Regions from separate parts of the Mus musculus genome. Here region 1 is linked to region 2. Evidence: chromatin loops called from intact Hi-C (ENCODE). Cell type or tissue: heart. All regions are shown on one strand. Links, peaks and the distances in the headings refer to the core of each region. The heading gives the core; the rest is flanking DNA. Region 1 holds the start of Bloc1s2 (biogenesis of lysosomal organelles complex-1, subunit 2). Region 2 overlaps Scd3 (stearoyl-coenzyme A desaturase 3).

What was found. A loop is a pair of places that touch in the nucleus more often than their neighbours do. Peaks named below come from ENCODE experiments on the same cell type or tissue, not always from the same donor. Only the 100,000 strongest peaks of a DNase experiment are listed, where the experiment ranks them.
Region 1: it touches region 2 in a loop (2.4-fold over the local background); 2 of 42 quality-filtered maps call a loop at or near these places.

What each region holds. Positions count from the first base shown.
Region 1 is chr19:44,143,996-44,151,995 of GRCm38, reverse strand. It overlaps Bloc1s2 (biogenesis of lysosomal organelles complex-1, subunit 2), which reads left to right and starts at 5,550. Exons shown (of 5, transcript NM_028607.1): 1 at 5,550-5,637; 2 at 5,939-6,055. The coding sequence starts at 5,580. It overlaps Pkd2l1 (polycystic kidney disease 2-like 1), which reads left to right. Exons shown (of 15, transcript NM_181422.3): 12 at 1,467-1,584; 13 at 2,349-2,467; 14 at 2,720-2,843; 15 at 3,448-4,359. The coding sequence ends at 3,489. In heart, for the core only: a CTCF peak has its summit at 3,445 (motif pointing right); a DNase peak (open chromatin) is centred at 5,545; H3K4me3 peaks cover 1,448 bases; H3K27ac peaks cover 1,098 bases; H3K27me3 peaks cover 2,221 bases.
Region 2 is chr19:44,240,125-44,252,426 of GRCm38, reverse strand. Scd3 (stearoyl-coenzyme A desaturase 3) reads right to left here. Exons shown (of 6, transcript NM_024450.2): 6 at 8,411-10,767. The coding sequence ends at 10,568. It also overlaps a transcript of Pkd2l1 not described here. Among named protein-coding and RNA genes, the nearest start is that of Gm35183, 26 kb to the left of the region's middle. In heart, for the core only: a CTCF peak has its summit at 6,493 (motif pointing left); DNase peaks (open chromatin) are centred at 4,126 and 4,866; H3K4me3 peaks cover 2,997 bases; H3K27ac peaks cover 2,915 bases; H3K27me3 peaks cover 380 bases.

The DNA.
Region 1 (8,000 bases), core at 1-8,000, 98 kb after region 2:
CTAAAAGTTTGTGATCCTCAAATTTGCTGGTCAGCCTTGGTCTATGGACCTGCGTTCTTGACTTAGGAATTATGACCTTGTTTTACAGATCTCTGATCATAGTCTATACAAATTCTGGGCTTTGTTCAACGACTCTTACAAACAATATAATAATCCTATTATTATATATCCTCCAACCCAAAATATTGGGTAAATATATTATGAGGACCATCTGTGGACCAGGCATGAGTAGGGAGTGACATAATTAATAATCTTTTGTCCTAGGAGCCCAAAGGTATGTATGCAAATAAGCCAAGACAAAGACTAAGTTCAAGAACAGAAGTGAGTTGAAGAGAGGGAGGCATGGACCAAGGAGAGTTATCAGCCCTTTGTAAGAGTATAGGAAGGCTTCCAGGAAGAGCTGTTGACTGGAAAGGGGCTTAGAGAATGACTAGCTTACATGTGGACAAGAGAGGAAGGCCAGTGTAATAGTTGAGCATTGTTTTTGTTTGTTTGTTTTTTGAGACAGGGTTTCTCTGTGTAGCCTTGGCTGTCCTGGCACTCACTCTGTAGACCAGCTGGCCTCGAACTCAGAAATCCACCTGCCTCTGCCTCTCAAGTGCTGGGATTAAAGGCGTACACCACCACGCCCGGCATAGTTGAGCATTGTTAAGCTATCAAGTGAATGGTGAGGTATAGGAGGGATTGAGGGTCGAGGTCCATGCTAGGAAAGGCCTTGAACATCACCACTGGATCCAAGGAATAGGATGCTTAGTTGGGCTTTAAAGCAGGGAATCTTTTTTTTTTAAAGATTTATTATTTATTATATGTAAGTATACTGTAGTTGTCTTCAGACACTCCAGAAGAGGGAGTCAGATCTCGTAACGGATGGTTGTGAGCCACCATGTGGTTGCTGGGATTTGAACTCTGGACCTTTGAAAGAGCAGTCGGGTGCTCTTACCTGCTGAGCCATCTCACCAGCCCAAAGCAGGGAATCTTAGATGTGTACTTTTATTAGTTTTGAGCCGGGTCTCACTTTAGTACCGAGGTTCACCTTGAACTTGATTTGATTCTTCCTCTACCCTCAGCTCCTCAAATACCTAAGAATCATAGACATCTTCCACCCTTCTCAGGTCTCATTAATTCAAAATATTGATTATTCTCTTTATGGAGGATGAATTTCAGGAGCAGGGAGTGAAAAGGAAACCTGGAGCTGTGGTGGTGGCATCTGGTTATTCAGGGGCAAAGAAATGGAATAATCTCTGTATAAGATCCTGAAGTTCTAACATAGCCAGTAAGAGTCAGAACTTGAAGGAGAAACGAAAGAACTTGTTGCAGGTAGAATCAGAAGACCCCAAAGATCCTGGCTTTTCTATATGGTCTTCTTTTTTTAGAGAGCAATACTCAGAGATCAAGACAAGAGTCTGGTGAAGGGGCTGGGAGTGGTTTGAGTGGTTACAGTTGCTTCAACCCCTTGTTCTTCTTAGACTGGGGCACGAGGAGCACGAGATCACCGCTGCCTTCACCAGGTTTGATCAGGATGGGGACCACATACTGGATGAGGAGGAGCAGGAACAGATGCGGCAGGGACTGGAAGAGGAGAGGGTGAGCAGGACCGTTTGGTGGGCAAGAAGTATATACACATCCCTTACTTGTCCTCCCTCCCCACCACATCTAAGCCAAATCCAAGCTGAATGTCCTCCCACAAATGAGTGAGAAAGAACTCTCTAGAATAATGGTTCTCAAACTGCTACGCATTAAATATCCAGGAGAGCCTTTAGACACCCCCACTCTCTGTCCCCATGTCCTAGATCAATCACATCAGAATGCCCTGCGTGGTAGGGCTAATTATAACATTAGAACGTTCTAAAATTTCCTAGATGATTCCAGCATACAGCCAACGTTCAGAACCATTGCTTTTGCAAGATTGTAATCCTTGATGAGGGCTGGTGAGATGGCTCAGTGGTTAAGAGCACCGACTGCTCTTCCGAAGGTCCTGAGTTCAAATCCCAGCAACCACATGGTGGCTCGCAACCATCTGTAACAAGATCTGACGCCCTCTTCTGGAGTGTCTTAAGACAGCTACAGTGTACTCACATATAATAAAATAAATAAGTCTTTAAAAAATAATCCTTGATGATCCTCCATGAGAAATTGTTTTCTTGGAATTTCGAAATTGACTACTGTGCCTGCTCCATCCTTATTAAGTGGAGGTCAGAAAATTCAAGGGCAGTATCACTAGACATAGGGAGGACGAACAGAGACCAGAAGGCTAAGACTGGGATTGTAATTCACAGTAGAGGCTGGATCAAAAGAAGGTGACTGTCCAGACTCAGCATCTTCCCGCTAACATCCGATTTCCTGAGCAGGTGACCCTCAATGCTGAGATTGAGAACCTAGGCCGGTCTGTTGGACACAGCCCCCCAGGCGAATTGGGCGCGGAGGCTGCCAGAGGACAAAGCTGGGTTTCTGGAGAAGAATTCGACATGTATGTGGAGGCCAGGGCCTAGGGATGGCTGGCTGTGGCATCTTTTGAGACTCTCTCCACAATTCCCAATTCCCTTTGCTGGTCCAGTGGGAGTTTCTGGTCCCCTGCGACCCTCCCTCCTCCCTGTAAGCTTGAGCCTTGCCTTCCTCCCTCCCATCTAGACAAACACCACAGTACTGTCTCTAATACAATACTCCTGTGCACACCCAGACACCATTTCAGCTTCCTTGGTCTCTCTCAAATCCTACTCAGGCTCACAAGGAGAGTTCTGCAGCTGCAGTGTGTTCTGGAAGGAGTTGTGTCCCAGATTGATGCTGTAGGCTCAAAGCTGAAGATGCTGGAGAGGAAAGGGGAGCTGGCTCCCTCCCCAGGAATGGTGAGTGCCCTCCAGTTGGGTCCGCTGAGTTCTTTACTGCTGGAATCCATCTTATTTTCTAGACAGTTAGGAGTGAGGGGCATTCTAGAAAGACGAGGGAAGTAATACTCACAGTGGTCACTTCTCTGTGGAGGTGGGTGGAGGACAGGTCCAGAAGTTGCTGTCAGCCTATAGATTACCTTGACCTTTTAGGAGGGTCTTTGAGTTGTTATAACCAACTATGAAACTATGAAAGAATAGACTGCTTATAAACTACCGAAGTATATTTTTCAGTTTGGGAGACTGGGAGGCCCAAGATCAAGTGACTAGCAGATTTAGGATCTAGTGAAAGTCAACTTCTTGCTTCATGGACTATTCAACTTAAGTGTTCTCATGTGGTGGGAGGAAAGAGGGACACTAATTCCCCTTATAAGGACTCCACACTCCCGATCTCACCCCCCCAAAGGCCTCACTTCCTAGTACTGTCACATTGGGGATTTGGATGTCAGCAAAAAACTTTGGGGAGACCCAAACATCAGTCTATAGCAATCTAGGTTCTTTGTTAATAAGTTGCAGAGAAAAATAAACTCTCCTTCAAATGAGCTATTCCTTTTTCTTCCAACAGGGGGAACCAGCTGTTTGGGAGAACCTGTATAATCCGTCCTAGGTGTCACTCCAGCTCCCTGGGAGTTCAGGGTGGACAGGAGGATGGAAAAGGGGTCCTAAAGCAACAGACAGCAAATTCTTCTCTCTATGCCTCCCCCACAAGCCTCATCTCCATCTCCATCCTCATCCTTTCTAGGGCAGCATGTTTCATGATGGCTGCTATGAAGTTCCCCCTGTATCTGGCCTTTTCAGCCGATGTTTTTGTGTGTAGCTGGGCAGCATGCTTAGACTTGTCCCTTGGTGTTTCTTTATGGAGTTGCACAGCTCTGTGAAGTAGCATTTCCTACCAGGCCCCTCTCTTCCTGGGCACTTACTTCTGCCAGAGTTGATTGACATCAACAACAAACAAGAAAAAGGAGCAGATGGGAATGACTCTCCGGAAGACCTCAGACAACCACGATTAGTTAACAGGTAGAAGTCCAAAGAGTGGGCGATGGATGTCTTCCTACGTTCCAGTAACTCTTACCCTTTGTGTGCATCACGATATCTGCCACTGGCAGGCATGGTTGTGTGTAGGAGGCCTTCCCTTTCTTTCCTCATGGGGTTTCCCTGTAAAAGAGAAAAGGAAGCTGTAGTGGAAAGAAGATTTTTGTGTGGTGAGATTCCAACAGAGGAGTTAAGAGTGACCCCCTCCAAAGGTGAAGTCAGTGAATTCTGGAGGAGCCTGCCTTCTGGTTCTTATGTTCCAGCGACTAGCTGGAACTGAGGGGACTTCAAACCTGGAATCAAACAAAACCTGAAGGAATCAAGCCAGAAAGGCTATCAGGATTCATTGATCTTTTGGACTAATATGTGGTGGTCTCTGGCTCTCTTCGTCATAGGACAATGTGAGGTTCCAAGGTGATTAGCAATAAAATTCTTTAGAAAACCACGTCTTTGCATTTCCTTCTGGGGCTATTGAGAGAAGAGAGAAGGATAAGAGTGTAAGACATTGTTGTACACTCTCTGGAATGTACTGGGGGCCATGTCAATCTCAGGGAGGTTGCTTCTCCCAGCAATCTTGAAATAAGAAGCCTTGGTTCATAGGAATGTTTGAAACGGCGGGTACTTTGATTATCCTATAGAAAGGAGTGGAGAGAAGGAGAATCAGTCTAGGGAGAATCAGTCTTCAGAGAGGAGATTAGAGGATAACCAAGACTAAGTTAAACTTAGTCAAAAACTCTACACTTAAGATTTTGGATGCTCAGGAGCCTGCATCCTGAAAACCCTTACACACCTCTTTCCCCCTCTCCAGTGACTCTCATTCCCTCACACTGAGCCTTCTATTCATCCCTGTCACCCCCACCTGTTCTCACCACCCCCCTCCCCCAAGCATTCCGTAAACCCGCTAGACGCGTGCAACAACTAAGTATAATCAAGATAACCTATGTGTCAGTGACGTCGGAAGTTTCCTTCAAGAGAGGTCCTTTCAACTAAACATTAGGGGCTAGCTTGCACTTCAAGAGATGTGAGTCAGAGAGTTGATACTAGTCCAAGGCCTATGGGAAAGGTAAGGGAGATTCCATCAAGAATCAAGGCCAAAGCCGGGCGGTGGTGGCACATGCCTTTAATCCCTGATTTCTGAGTTTGAGGCCAGCCTGGTCTACAAAGTGAGTTCCAAGACAGCCAGGGCTACACAGAAAAATCCTGTCTCGAAAAACCAAAAAAAAAAAAAAAGAAGATTCAAGGCCGAAATCTTGTGGGAGACACCCTGTAAAAGCGAATCCCTGAACAATTCTTTGATGAACAAAACATGTCAGGGTGCTGGTGTCTGGGGAGGAGGCCACCTCTCTCCAATAACTTTAGCTGACATGTTATGATGGGTCCACAACCCAAGACAGGCCGTGGCTGGCACAAGTGACCGTTCTAGAGTGTGGCTGCAGGGACGAACGCATTGCCAACCAGGTACTGTGATCTCAGTAACGGGCTAATTCGCAATAGCCTTAGCTTCAGTTTCAGCTTCATGCTTGGACTTTGATAAAAGGTCCTTATTTGAGGTGTGACTTGGGCAAGCCGATCAAAGCAAGGAAGCTGTGAGCAAGCGGCGGGGCGGGGCACCCGCGGGGCGCACGCGCAGATGCCCTTAGAACCGGAAGCAGCCTTGGGTCGGGCATGGCGGCGGCTGCGGAGGGCGTCCCGGCGACGCGACGGGAGGAGCAGCCACCTCGAGGTACTACCCTGTGTGGATGGAGATGCGGCGGCTGATGGTGGGGAGGCTAGGTCCGGATGCAGGAGCCGGTGGACCTGTCTACCGCAGTCAGGGCACTGAGACGAAAGCCTAGCTCCTGAGCATGGGAACGGAGTTGGCGTTTCAGGTGGGCGGGTGCGAGGAGAAGGGACGGGATGGTGGCAGGAGGAGAACGAAGGCGGCGGGAGCCCAAGTCGGGAGGGACTTAGGAACCGTCCGCTTTGGCTGGATTAGGTCTGGGGATAGGACGTTTACTCCTCACCTCCCACCCACACCTTGCCAGATGATGCTGCGGTGGAGACAGCCGAGGAAGCAAAGGAGCCTGCCGAAGCTGACATCAATGAGCTCTGCCGGGACATGTTCTCCAAAATGGCCACATATTTGACTGGGGAACTGACAGGTGATACGCAACCCCTTCTGGCTGATCCCAGCTGTGTATTTGCATTTGACTTCACGGAAATCTGAATGGTGCTTTAGCAGCCTCTGGTCAGTCCATGGTTGAATGGGAGGAAAGGAGCCGCTCTCCCCCTTGTCTTTCCCCAGGGAAGCACACCAACCACTTTTGAAACACAAATCTGCAGGCCTCTTGTCATAAAGGCCAACAACAAGAATTCCACACTGTTAGTCCAGAAGTGCCCCGCCGGGGGAGAAGTATATTTTAAGCAGAGTTGTGAAGGAAATGGAAGGGGGGGGGTACGTGAAACAGTCCAGTTAGTAAAAGAGCTGGAGTAAGCAAGCATTTGATGAAACCTGAAGGTTAGTCTGAAGATTTGCTGACCCACCCGTGGGACACGGTTAGATTTTAGTTCAGTGTCCCTGCGTCTGCATCTGTGTCTGTGTCTGAGGCAGAGTCAGAAAGCAGAGGCTGGACCTTCTGGGGTGACATAAGAACTTATACTGTTTCACTGCTCTGTGAAAAAATTACTCTCTCTCTCTCTCTCTCTCTCTCTCTGTGTGTGTGTGTGTGTGTGGCTTAGAACGACTTTCGAGAGTTGGTCCTCTTCTTAGACCACGTAGGTCACGAGGACCACGCTCTGATCTTCAGGCTTGGTAGCAAGGGCCCTCTCACAGGCCCCACCCCAGGAAATTTTTCTGTGAGCCCAATTTGTGAACCAGGATCTATGAGGAAAGGTTTAGTAGAGAAGTTGGGGGGTTGTAAGTCGCAGATTTTCTCTGCCTGATCGTTCACTTATTTTTGAGCAAGAGAGACCAAGTAACAAAAATCCAGATATATGGGTTCTCCCCACAAATTCTGAAGTCTATCGTAACTTACTTAGTAGGGCTCTACTTGACCAGGGTTTTGCAGCCTTTTAAGAAGACTGGATAATCTGGTTTGTGTCACCACTGGCTGGTCCTTTAGTGTGATCTTGTGGCCTTTGCTGGTTAGCACTGTTCTTGTTCTCTTGTTTTTTTTTCCATTTGCTGTAGTTTAGAGATGGAGTTGTCTGACCCAGTGCCTCAGAACTAGTAGGGAGTGCTGGGCTGAGAGGGCGCACACTCCTCCGCACACTCCTCCGAAGAGGGAATGATGGTTTCCTTGTGTGTTTATTATATAAACACTTGTGTTACTCCACCCATACACATTCCTCTGCTGGCTTCCAAGTGTGTGGCCCTTGTTTTAGAGAGATTATGACTTGATGGCCTCGAGAACAACTGTGGAAGAGAGAAGAGGAACAGTTGTCCAGAAAGTATCGGGAATCTGAGGCAGAGTGAAGATAAGAAGAATGGAGAGTTTGGGCGTGAGCACAATGCAGATGTAGACTTTATCCGGTACTGAGCAGGCTAAGGTACTTGTTCGTGTGGGTAGGACCAACAACCAAAATAGGGAAGCTGACAAGAGGAACCGTGTTTCTGTGGGAAACGCAGCTCTGGCTCAGCTGTTTGTAGCCGTTACTGGAACACCCAAGTGGTAGTGCAGAACTGAGACTGATCGTTGCAGAGGAGCCACCTGTGAGGTGGCAGGGATGGAGACTACGCAGAAAGATCACTAAGGAAGAGCTTATTGGTGGACCTCTTCTGGACCTAGATTGACTTCTCAGGAAATGGAGCAGTTTGTATGGAATCGCTGGGCACTGAACCCGGGGCTTTGCATAGGCAAAGCGATTGCTTTGTCCAGTGAGCTACATTTGCACCCTTAAGTAGATTTTTTTCTTTCTTTTTTTTTTTTTAGATAATTACTTAAAATTGTAAAGTTTCTAAGTGATTATCAAACAGTTAAGCCAGTATTCTCTCTCCATGGCTGCCGTGCTTACTTGCACACATGCTTTTTGCAGAGGAAAAACTGTCATTTACCATTTACTCACTGGGCCTGCGTGCATTGTGCAGCTCGTGCATAGAGGCTGGAG
Region 2 (12,302 bases), core at 2,369-10,368:
GTTGGGGAAGAATGATGTACAAGCACAGGTCCTGCTTCAGTGCCTGGGTTAAGAAGCGTTAGGTGGAAGGGGAAGTTCCCTTGAGCTAGAATTTAACCAAGAACAGATGGTACAGTGAGAGCAACATGCTTGGTACACCTTAGTCATGGGGGGTGGGGTGGGGGTGGGGGTGAGGAAGGGAGGGAGGGGTATAGGAAGCAGAGGAAGGGGCTGTGTTCACCGAATGCCTGTGCTTTTGTGGTTAGATGAGGCCTTGTGTTATCTGACCCGCCTCTCAGAATCCCACTATCCTAGCCCCCTGAGCACTGGGATTTCAGGTAAACACCACTGTTTTTGATAGTTTCTAGACCTGTCACAAGCACGGAGGTGTTGGGTTTACATCTGTTCTCTGCGCTATGCAGTCCAGAGGCAGGATGATCTCGAGTTAGCAGCCAGGATGTCCTATCAGCCAGCGTCTGAGCAATCTGAGCTACAGGGTCAGACATGGTTGCAATGATACCCCCTCCTACCCCCTACCCCCTCCTACCCCTTCTTCCTCCCCTCCTACCCCCACCTACCTCCTCCTATCCCTCCTACCTCCTCCTACCCCCTCCTACCCCTTCTTTCTCCCCTCCTACCCCCACCTACCTCCTCCTATCCCTCTTACCCACTCCTACCTCCTCCTATCCCTTTCTACCCCCTTCTACCCTTTCTTCCTCCCCTCCTACCTCACCTACCTCCTCCTATCCCTCCTACCCCTTCTTCCTCCCCTCCTCCCCTTCCTACCCCTTCTTCCTCCCCTCCTACCCCACCTACCTTCTCCTATCCCTCCTACCTCCTCTTACCCCCTCCTACCCCATCCTACCTCCTCCTACCTTCTACCTTGTCCTGCTCCATCCTACCCCCCTCCTACCCACTCCTCAAAACAAGACACAAGAACAACAATAAAACCCAACTTGGAAGATGGGTAGCCTTCCTTTCCAGAAACAAGTTTTTAAAAATGTTAACAATGGGGCTGGCGAGATGGCTCAGTGGTTAAGAGCACTGACTGCTCTTCCAAAGGTCCCGAGTTCAAATCCCAGCAACCACATGGTGGCTCACAATCATCCATAACGAACTCTGATGCCCTCTTCTGGAGTGTCTGAAGACAGCTACAGTGTACTTACATATAATAAATCTTAAAAAAAATGTTAACAATGAAGTAATTAGGTAAATGCAAATAAGAAAGCGCACGCGCACACACACACACCATGGCTAAAGAGACAGCTGTGGGTGCTGGAAACACAACTCCTATAGTTTTGGTTGTGAGTTTAGCCTTTAATGGCTGATCATCTCTTCAGCACAAGAAAAAAATTATATATTTTTATCCTTTCCAATTTTTTAAACAAAAACTCTCTAAGTTGTATTATTTTAAACATGAGTTGGCTATGGAGAGTAAAATTATGCCTCAGAGCATTCCTCATTGGATAGTGCCTCCCTCATCTTTGCTTTCTTCTTATGGGTCCCAAATATGTCCCAGCGCGTCCATTTAAATACTGTCCCAGTCAGTCACTAAGGACTGATGGGGTCCTGAAGCCCTGTAAGCTGGAGGTGGGAGGTCACTCCTGCCTGACATGTGGGCCATACACACTATTTATCCATGCTCAACCAGAGACATTCTAATTATACTACAAGACAAAAAGTTCCAATTTTGTGCTGTGGAGAGCTGGTCTCAAAACTACCAGCACAAAACTCCACCCCACAATGGCGTGCTCACCTCTGGTCCATTTTCTTTGCCATGTCCTACCTTTTTTACTTCACAAGATATTGCTGTATAGTTCATTTCAGAATCAAATATTGATCTGCCCTGTCAAACTCAAATATTCCCATGACCATTGGTTTATCTGACTTTCGGTGGCTTGGCTCATAGGGAGCTCGACTAAGCAGCATGCCAAATCTTTGCAGAAGTTTGAGATCACTTCAGCCACTAGTACATTAGTGGGTCGCATGATGTTAAAGCCTACACCCTAGCTGGGTGTGGTGGCGCACGCCTTTAATCCCAGCACTTGGGAGGCAGAGGCAGGCGGATTTCTGAGTTCGAGGTGGGTGTCCTGGTCTACAGAGTGAGTTCCAGGACAGCCAAGGCTATACAGAGAAACCCTGTCTCGAAAAAACAAAAAAACAAATAAGTAAGTGAGTAAATAAATAAATAAGCCTACACCCACTGACAGGAGTCATTGCTTAGAAACCTCCTATTTCCTTTCACAAGAATGCTGGCTCTCAGATGCCCAGAACTTACCAGAGCTGAGGCCACGGAGTAGAATTCGGGACTTCCAGGACCGAAGCTGGATTTCTGCTTCAGAGTGTGGAGCTGTGAAACAGGTCAAGTGCTGTCCCCCGAACCCTGTCCTGTGTCTTACATTTCTATATAGTGGCTCTCCAGGCTCAGCCTTACCATGTGGGCTGTTGCTCAGAGCTATGGATTTAAAGGTGCTAGATGGCTGAGTCTTTCATTTCCTCATACACCTTCATCTTCTGCCAAAGGGGGCGAGGTGTGCAGAGGTAGCTGGCCTAGGTAGCTCCAGGCAGAGAGAGTGGAAGAAGGGGGAGAGGGGGAGACAAAAAAGCCATCTGCCAAGTCAGAGCCTTGTGCTGCTGAGAGCATCCCAGGTGATCCTAATATAACACGGGCCTAAATCCTGTCCACATCTTTTTCCCCGTGAGAAAATGGTACGTGGAGATGAAGAGATGGCTCAATGATTAAGAGCATTCCCTGCTCTTCCAGAGGTCTTAGGTTCGAGTCCCAGTACCTGCATGGTGGTTCACAATTGTTTGTAACTCCAGTCCAGGGCACTTTATACCTTCATTTGGCCTCTGAGGGCACCAGGCACTCAAGTGTGTGTGTGCGCGCACATCAATTCTGCTTTCCTCAGTCACTGGTCAAAGACTATTCGATGTTACTTTATCCAACCATTGTCCCTGGCTCAGCTCTGTCTGCTGTCCCCTATGCCATCTCTTCCCTCCCTGCCCCCCCCCCTCCTCGTGTCTTCTCCTCCACTGGCCACTGGGCCTCTCCTGTGGACGTGGGGACACTTAAGACTTCATTCTGGAAAACAGTATCTAGTTCAGCAATTCGGGTGAATTCTAGCTGGGGAGACCCTGGCACATGGGCAATGGGGAAATTAAAGCAGGAGAGACTGAGAAAGCCATGGAGGCAGTGACCACTCACAACTGCATCCTGCCTACCTATTCTCCCCGGAACTCGAGGGGGGAATGAGTTTTGAACCAAGGGCTCAGCTGTCGCCCTCATCCGTAGGGGAAAGTCCCCAGCTCGGGGAAAATGATGGCACTGACCTTCCCACCCACTCTGAATGCTATCCACCCTGAAGCATTATACACACACACACACACACACACACACACCATACACACTCTGACGTAGGTGCATGCACACCCCATACTTAGTCAATGGGTAGGCTCTGTCGGGTAAGAACTCCGCTGGGAATCAGTAGGCATTTGGCTTCATTTGTGTCTATGCCTTCAGAACATACCGGGACTTTTGAGAGAGGCGTGAAGCCCTGGGTAAAATTTTGAAGTGGTTTTGTTTTGTTTGAGTAAAAGAGGCAGGGAGCAGACAGGTGCTTGTACCCAGCCGCAGGCTGAAGGAGTTGGCTATGGAATAAGGAGAGGAGATATTGAAAGATCCCTGTGAGATTCATTTTGTGGAGGCCCCGCCCTCTGAGGCGGCTACTCCGTACTTCTGTTTTAAATAAAAGTCAAGTGTCCAGTGGAGCTATCAAATAACTTGGTCATAGCCACACTAGCCAGTTTGTGGTAGAAGTAGTTCAGAGCAGACACGTAAGGCTGACACTCAGCTCTTGAGGCCCAACCCTATTGCCCTATATGTCCCATGACAGGGCTGGCCGCACGTAGCCCACTGCTCAGCATTTCTGTCCCAAGGACAGAGAAAAAAAAAACTGTATACTTAAGTGGCTCTACCTAGCCTCATCTAGGATGGCAACTTCAAGGTGTGGGCTGCACGGGCGGCGCCTTCTGATTGGATCGGGCTCCTGCAGAGCCGCAGCGCGGTCGCTGATTGGCTGCGCGGGGTCAGGCGCTGTGGGCCGAGTGAACGGGAGTGACCCTGTGGGCGGGTGCTGACCGAGAGTAACCCCGGCAGGGACGCCACGCCTTTCCCTTTGTCTCCTCCGACTCTAGGCTCCCGCCCGCCAGGCTTGCCTAAGCAGAGACAGGGCGTGGGAGCGGAGGCGGGGCTGAGTGCAACGAGCGAGCATCGGAATAGCAGAGAGACTGAAGCCTTTGCGCACAGCTGCTTCCTTCTGCCTCAGGTCCCAGCTTTGTAAGTGGGGTTCTGTGTGAGGCCGAGTGGAAGTCTCTAGGAAAAAAAAAGTTTATAGATCCTCGAGCAGATGTGGCGAATGTGCCTTAGTGACTCTGGAGTGATCTCTTGTAAACATCCTTAAACGAGAAAAGGCTAGGCGGCTTCTCCCAGCCTGTACCTCGGTGGGTAAGGAGTCTAGAGACCGGTCCTGGGACAGTTTTGACAATGCAAAGAGGCAACGTCAAGAGTGCGCTTAAACACTGATGGTGGGGGTGGAAAGTGGTTCAGCCGCTGTGGGAAAAAAGTTGGCGTCCCCATGAAAGGTTGAAGAATTTATCGCAAGATCACTCCGATGCGCTCCTGCTACACACCCAAATCAGTAATGGTGCGACAATGCACCTAGCAGTGTCGCCAGTTGCACAGGGCCATAAAATTACCACCTCACTTTCCTCATTATGATTAATTTTAATTGTCAGGATTGAGAACCACCAGGGAGATACACCTTTTTGAGTGTGTCAGAATGGGCCAACTGAGAAGGGCGAGAGCCACCCTGAATGTGGGTGGCATCTTGACACAGGCCGGGATCTGGACTAGATTAAGAAAAGGCAAGAGGAGGTCGCAGGCTGCTGAACGCTGGCGCTTCCAGACTTCAGATACGCTATCACCTCATGCTCCTGCTGACAGAGCTGGAGCGCCTCCCTGCCATAGCTTTCTATGCGAGCCAAAAGGAAAGCTTCCTTCATTGTCTGGTCAGGTGTTTTATTAATAGTCGGGAGGAGGGGAGAAACGGATATACCTGTTTCTCCAAGGAATTAGGAAATAGACATTGGAAAAAGAAAATGGATCTATTTACAGTTTGGCCAAAAGTACGGGGATCTCCACTCCTTCCCAGGAGTGGCTGTACATCTTAAAATCTGTAGAATGGGCAGAGGCAAACATATGCAAATGCAACTGTGAACCGGGTTAACTGGAGGAAGGAGACTGTTCCCCGGGATAAAAAGACAGGCTGTCCTGGTCCTGTGAAGGTTCTATGCCCCAGTATAGGGGAATGCCAGGGCCAGGAAGAGCAGGAGTGGGTGGGTTGTGGGAAAGGGGGGAGGGGAGAGGGGATTTTCGGAGGGGAAACTAGAGAAGGGGATAATATTTGAAATGTAAATAAAGAAAATATCTAATAAAAAAAAGATTGAGGAAAAAAAAAAAAAAAAGACAGGCTGTGCTCGCTGGAGAGCTGGCTCAGTGGATAAAGTCCTTGGGGCTTGAGGGCCTGGTTCCAAATCTCCAGAACCCAAGAAAGGCCAGTTATGCTCTTATCACGGGCTCTTATCATGGGCTCTTATCACGGGCTCTTATCATGGGATAGGAGGGAGAGGCAGATGAATGTCAGGGCAGCTAGCTAATGTGGCAACTCTGAGGAAGCGGATAAAGAGCATTGTTCACACACAATGGGGTGCTAATAAGAAAAAAAATAAATAAAAGAATTTCAGTGCTGATTGGTGCTCCGCTGTCAACAGCTGTACAAAACACGCTTCAAGAGGAGAGCCAGATGTGGCACTCACAGATTGTATGATTCTGTCCCTGTGAAGTGCGCAGTAAGTCCAGAGAAAAAGGAGCGTGCTGTTGCCAACGGTGGGGAGCGGGCTTGGAAGGTGAGTGAGGAGAGGGGCCAGTGGTCAGGTGGTGTAGTGTCTCTTTGGAGAGAGGGCATGTTTTGAAAGTAGGTGTGTCAGCTCTACAACACTGTGAGTGTACTAATACCATAGCGCTGTTCACTCCCCCCCCCTTTTTTTTTATCGGTTTTACTTTAGAAGAAAAGTAAGTGATTTACAGTTACCGTAGCTTATACCAGTGTCTTCATGGGAATGGGGAGAGAAACTCAGCAGGATAGAATTGCTAGGATCCCAGTAGGGCGGTTTCTGACCTGCATATCATCAGGGCACTGACCGAACCCTCGGGGGAATCAAGACCAGCAGATTGTTGGAAAACTCAAGCACACCAGGAGTGTGTGGGGCTGTGATTCTGATCTGTATCATTGTCCACATCAAAATGGCTAATTTTGGTTTGTGAAAGTCCACATCATTTAAAATGGCTATATCAAGAGTAAAAGGAGGCGGTGTGTGTGTGTTCTAGGTCATCTAGAATTCTCTAAGAGTTCATAAGACCTACGAGCATTCTTGCGCCCTCTGCTGGCATTTTAAAAGAAACCACTTTCCTTTTTCTGACCAGAAATATTACTGATTCCTATGAGGAATGACCCAGAATTAGAACCTCGTTGGGTTGATGAGCAGGTCCTCACGTGGGCCCAGACCTACCAGGAGTCAGCACAGCCCTCCTACTCCTTTATAGCTCAGATAGAGAAGCCTAGGGAGGGGAATGAGGTGGAACAACCTGACTGTCTGTCCCAAGAAGAACGTTCTTTTTGTCTCCAGCAACTCCAAGGCACACTCTCCATTTCTCGGACCTTGTGATCATTATCGGAGTCCCTTGCTCCAAATTCACTGAGCAAAATAAGTCTTTGCCTGCATCATAGGAAGTTAATATAGTCACAAAAATTGGACTCACACTCACTGTGACATTTACCATGTTTTGTAGTAAAGACAGAACCAAAGCACACTCGAGACCTGTTCACTTCATTGCACACCGACCATTTCGCCACAGGGAGACTTCCCAGCAGCCCTTGAGCTGAGAATGTAATAGGGTAGACCATTAAAACTCAGCTGTGGTTTAATGTTTAAGATAATCTAATAAATCCAAGCACTGGGGAAATACAGGCAGTGGATCTCTGCAAGTTCAAGGCCAGCCTTGGATACATAGTGAGACCCTGTCTCAAACAATCAACCAAACAAAAGATTCTGTAGTAAGTACTTTTGCACTGATGTGACCAAGTAACTGTCAGAAATAGCTCAAGGAGGAAGGATTAATCTGGGCTTACAGTTTCAGAGATGGAGGGTCACGGCAGGGAAGGCATGGTAGAACAGAGCCCGTCACATCATGGGAACACAGAAGAGAATGATTCTGGGATCTGGTTTGCCTTTCTCAAGAACCTTCAGCACAACTAATAAACAGAATTATCTGTAGAGATGTTGTGTTGTCCAGAAGACATTTCAAACAACAATGTTGAAAAACCACCAATATGCCTCCCTAAGGCTGGAATGTGTGTAACCTTGTGGCTTGGAACTCCAGTCTCATCCCTAAACCAAAACAGCCTCTTAAAACCACCTTACCGTTTCATTTACAAAAGAAGATTCTCTTAAGAGAAGGAAAATAAACCAGCTCACGGGATTTCAATTTTTAAACCACGTTAAAAAATGTAGGCCTTACCTGGTCTTCAAACTCTGCTGTAAATTATGTCCTTTGAGGAATATAACGTAAAAAGCCACTGGTGCGTCTATATAGGTAGCTATTGCCGAGACACTCATGGCAGACTTTCTGAGTCTTCCCATGGTCTCTGATATCCTCTCTTGTTCCACTCTTGTTCTTTCTCGGTCCCTTTTCTCTCCCCCCTCTCTTCCTTTGGAAGAGCAGCAGTGTTCTTAACCATGGAGCTGTCTCTCCAGCCCCCTTCTAATTTCATGTCTTTTAATTTCATTTTTATTTTTTATATAGTCAACAAATTTCATTAGAATTGCTTACGTGATCATGAGATCTCTCTCTCATACACACACAGAGAGAGAGAGAGAGAGAGAGAAAGAAGAGATTGATCATATATCCCCAGGGAAGGGGACATGAGTCCCTCTCCTAGGCATGTCCAGTGGTGACAGACACAATCCTGGATAGATCTTTTGCAGGTAATCAGAGCTGCTGTAACTTCAAGAGTGCAACGGTGAAAGGCCTGGAAGTCAGTGATCTCGTCCACCCTAGCCTTTCCCTCAGGCTCTAATGTTGTTCTATCTTCTTCCCCGAGAACCCCGGCTTTGGGAAACTTGATGTGGGTGTCGCATACAGGGCCGCGCCTGTCACAGTCACACAGTTTCAGTGTCAGAGGAACTGTGAGGCTCCGAATTTACTGCTGGCCATTGTAAAAGAGCCAACAACCAAAGCCGCATGTAGTGTCACTTTTAACAAAATCTCAAATGTTCGATTTTACCAATAAAGACTCTGGAGCCAGATGCTGGGGTGAAAGTCTGCTAGCTCAGAGAGGCAGAGAAAGCACCCAGCTGACCTTCCTCCATAGCCAACATCCCAAAAGAGCAAGTTCTCTTCCACACCCTCTCAAAACCCCCTCAAACTGAATGTCCCTCCCTTCTACTTCTAATGCGTCTCTCCATCCGTCCTCCTGGCTCCCTCTCCCTCTCTCTTTTTTTTTTCTCCTATGTTCAGTCCCTGTCAACTGGTTGCTTGCTCTGCCTCTTGACCTATGGTTGACTTTATTTAAAGCTGTTTACAGAAAGCTTTTTGGATTAAAGATGAGTGCTAGGGCCGAGCCACACCACGATTAGAAGCAGTCCCCCCCCCCCCCCCAGTAAATTACACAATCTCAGGGTTCACGGTGTGATCAAATATCTTGCAACACTAATCTATGGGCAAAACTAGTTGTTCAGAAAGCAATTCGATGGATATATTACATATAGGAAACAACAGTAATAGCTTCCCCAGTAAAGCCTTGGAACTCCACAGCTGTAGCGTTTTTAAAAATTAGTAGCAATGTGTGTGTGTGTGTGTGTGTGTGTGTGTGTGGTGTATATGGGGTACATATACACAAGGGGTACACATGTGCAGGCCACAGGACAACTTTTGGGAGTGAGTTCTTTTACCTTGTTTTTGAGGCAGGGTCTCTCTTGCCCGGCTACTCCTAGGTGGCTAGCCAGGAAGCATCTAGGAGGTTCTCCTTCCTGTGCCCCCATCACTCCGAGGTCTATTGGAATTACAGTGGGTCTCGCATTGACTCATGAGTCAGTGGGTTACCCTCCTACCAGACTTGCTTCTCTCATGCTGGTGGGCACATTGCCGGACCACTTGCTTGTTGAATACAGCGTCCACAGCTGAGGAAGATGAAAACTAATTGATGAAAACTAACCAACCCGTGTTGCATCTTTCAGCTGTTTCGTTAAACCAGTCGTATGCAACGGAGATTCACTGACCTAAGATAGTCATAAACCTCACACTTAATAGGAAGGAACTGGGCAATAGGCATCAGGACGCTATGCAGGAATCCCTGACTCCTATTAACCCAAGGAACAAACTGGACTAAGAAAGGAACCCAGCTTTGAAACTGTTTCAGAAGGACATCAAGGAAATCTTCAACCCAAACAGCTGTTTCTGAGAAAGTTATCTCTCACAATCTGCCTACCAATGCTATCTATCCCCCAGCCTCTCCATCTCTGCCTTGAAGTGGGAAGAGTTTCATTACCAAGCTCTGAGGCTCAAGACAGAAAGGAAGGCTGCCGTGTGGCGTGTGCTGTGTGCCGGGCTCCATGTCTGCTTGGGAAGCAGCTGGGTCTGATCACAGAAAGAACATTTTTATTTTTTTAAAGATTTATTTTATGTATATGCGTACACAGCGGCCACACCAGAAGAGTTCATCAGATCCCATTACAGATGGTTATGAGCCACCATGTGGTTGCTGGGAATTGAACTCCGGACCTCTGGAAGAGCAGTCGGTGCTCTTAACCACTGAGCCATCTCTCCAGCCCCAGAAAGAACATTTTTAGAACTCATTCCTTACAACACCATCTCTGCTTCAGGGTCCTCCCTGGCATGGTAGCGCTCCTCCATGATGTCTTAATGCAACACCAGCTCAGTGCCAAGGAAAGTTTAGGGTTTTTGGTTGTTTTTTTGGTGGTGGGTGTGTATGTAGTGTGTGTGTGTGTGTGTGTGTGTGTGTGTGTGTGTGTTGTCTTTCCTGTGGCCTGATGGGAATTAACAGAGAACATCCAGGAAGAGCTGGTTGGATTTGGCTTGAGACACCTACCCTGAAGCTCAAGAGAGATCAAGGAAAGAGTGCTCTTGGTGGGGTTCTTTAATTTAAAACATTTGCCGCGTTTTCAAAGGTCTATTCCAACCTGTTGCTCACCTGCAGCTCTCCTGAAAAGACAGTAAAGTAATAAGAAGGGTTAAGCAATAAGAAGGTCCCTCGGATACAAGACTAAGAACAGGAGAATTTCTGCTTAGCATCATAAAAGAAAGTTTTGGTCTTTTAATATTTGAATATTTTACAAGAATATTGTCTTGAAGTAGGACACTATACAACATGGGTGCTTCTTTTCGGTATTTGAAAAAACATTATTAAACCCCTATCCAGCTGGCTTTTGGAATAGACTGACTCCAAATTCAGCCACTCTTGTGACTCCCGTCTCCAGTTCTCTTAATCCTGGCTAAGACAGTGGCCTTGGACACTCTCTTCCGGTCGTAAGCCAGGCCCAGTGCAGCCATGCAGTCGATGAAGAACGTGGTGAAGTTGATGTGCCAGCGGTACTCACTGGCAGAGTAGTCGTAGGGGAAGGCATGGTGGTAGTTGTGGAAGCCCTCGCCTGCAACAGAAGCAAGGAGAGCAGTCAGGGGCCTAGCCAAGGTGGGACTTCATCCAGCCATTAGGGCTCATAGTGGCTTCTGTTGCTGCTGCTTCTCAGAGCTTTGATGCAGGAGGGTGGTGCAGGGGAGTGTCCATCAAATAGGACCCCTATAATAAAGATTTCTTGTTTCATCAGCTATTGATTTTTTTCTGAAATTTATGATTTTTTTTGAGTTACAGTTACTTGTAAACAAACCTGAACATTTAATTCAATATTTTACACAAACATATTGCAAGATATAAAAACTGTTGGAGTCAGCCTGGCAGCTCAGGTTGGATACAAAGAGCTCACATAACAGTGCAAGTCTGAAAAATTGTTCTCTGATCACCACACAGGCACTGTAGCATGTACCATTCTCCTCATATCAGCCACACAGCTGCGTAGCCATGCAGATACACACACTGGGGTGGCTATTCTTATTTTTATGTATGTATGTATGTATGTATGTATGTAGTGTGTGTGGAGGTGAACGGTCTCATGACAACTTTTCTCTGTGTAGCTCTGGTTGTCCTGGAACTCGATCTGTAGACCAGGCTGGCCTTGATTCGTCTGTCTGCCTCCCTGTGCTGAGATTAAAGACATGTACCACCAAGCCCCATTTGTGATGGCTATTCTTGGTTGTCAAATTGAGAATATCTGGAATTAAGTGAAAGTCTGAAATGACTGAACACACCAGCAAGGGAATTTTTGCCTAAGTAAATCATTTGACAATGGAAGAACCACTACTGGTCCAGATCTTTGAGGTGGGAAGACACACCCCTCTCTAGCGTGGGCCACACCTTTGCTGGAAGTCTAGAGAAGACATAGAAGAAGGAAACTCCTCACTCTGCCTGCGAGTCCTCACCCTCCCTAGCAAGTTTCTCTCGTCACTGGCTTACTTCAGGATTCCAGCTAGCAGGAACAGCAGATGAGACCTCCAGCCTCTAGACTAATCAACTATTGGGTTCTTGGCCTTTCTGTTCATAGGCAGTCATTGTCAGAGTAGCTGAACCACAGCTTCTAAGTCATTCTAACATATATTATATATTATGTACATATAACATATATTTATTCATTTTCTAAGTTCTTTTATTCTAGAGAACCCTGACTAATAAACACACACACACATTCATACACACATTCACACACACAGTCACACAACACACACACATAAATATTCCTTGTGTAATGCGATACTCAAAACATTTTTCTGAAATTTCTAATTTATTTAGATGAAAATGTGCTATATTTGTAACACTGAATATTTAGATCAATATATTGCAAGAAATATAAACTGTCACTTCAAGAAGAATAAAAATTGCTGGACATTAGTGGTGCATGCCTTTAATCCCAGCACTTGGGAGGCAGAGGCAGTCAAATTTGAAGCCAGCCTGGTTTACAGAGTGAGTTCCAGGACAGCCAGGGAGAAACAGAGAAACCCTGTCTCGCACCTCCCCTCTTGAGTTATAACAAGACAGGCAAACTCTGAAGTCTGGATTTATAACATTTTTAAG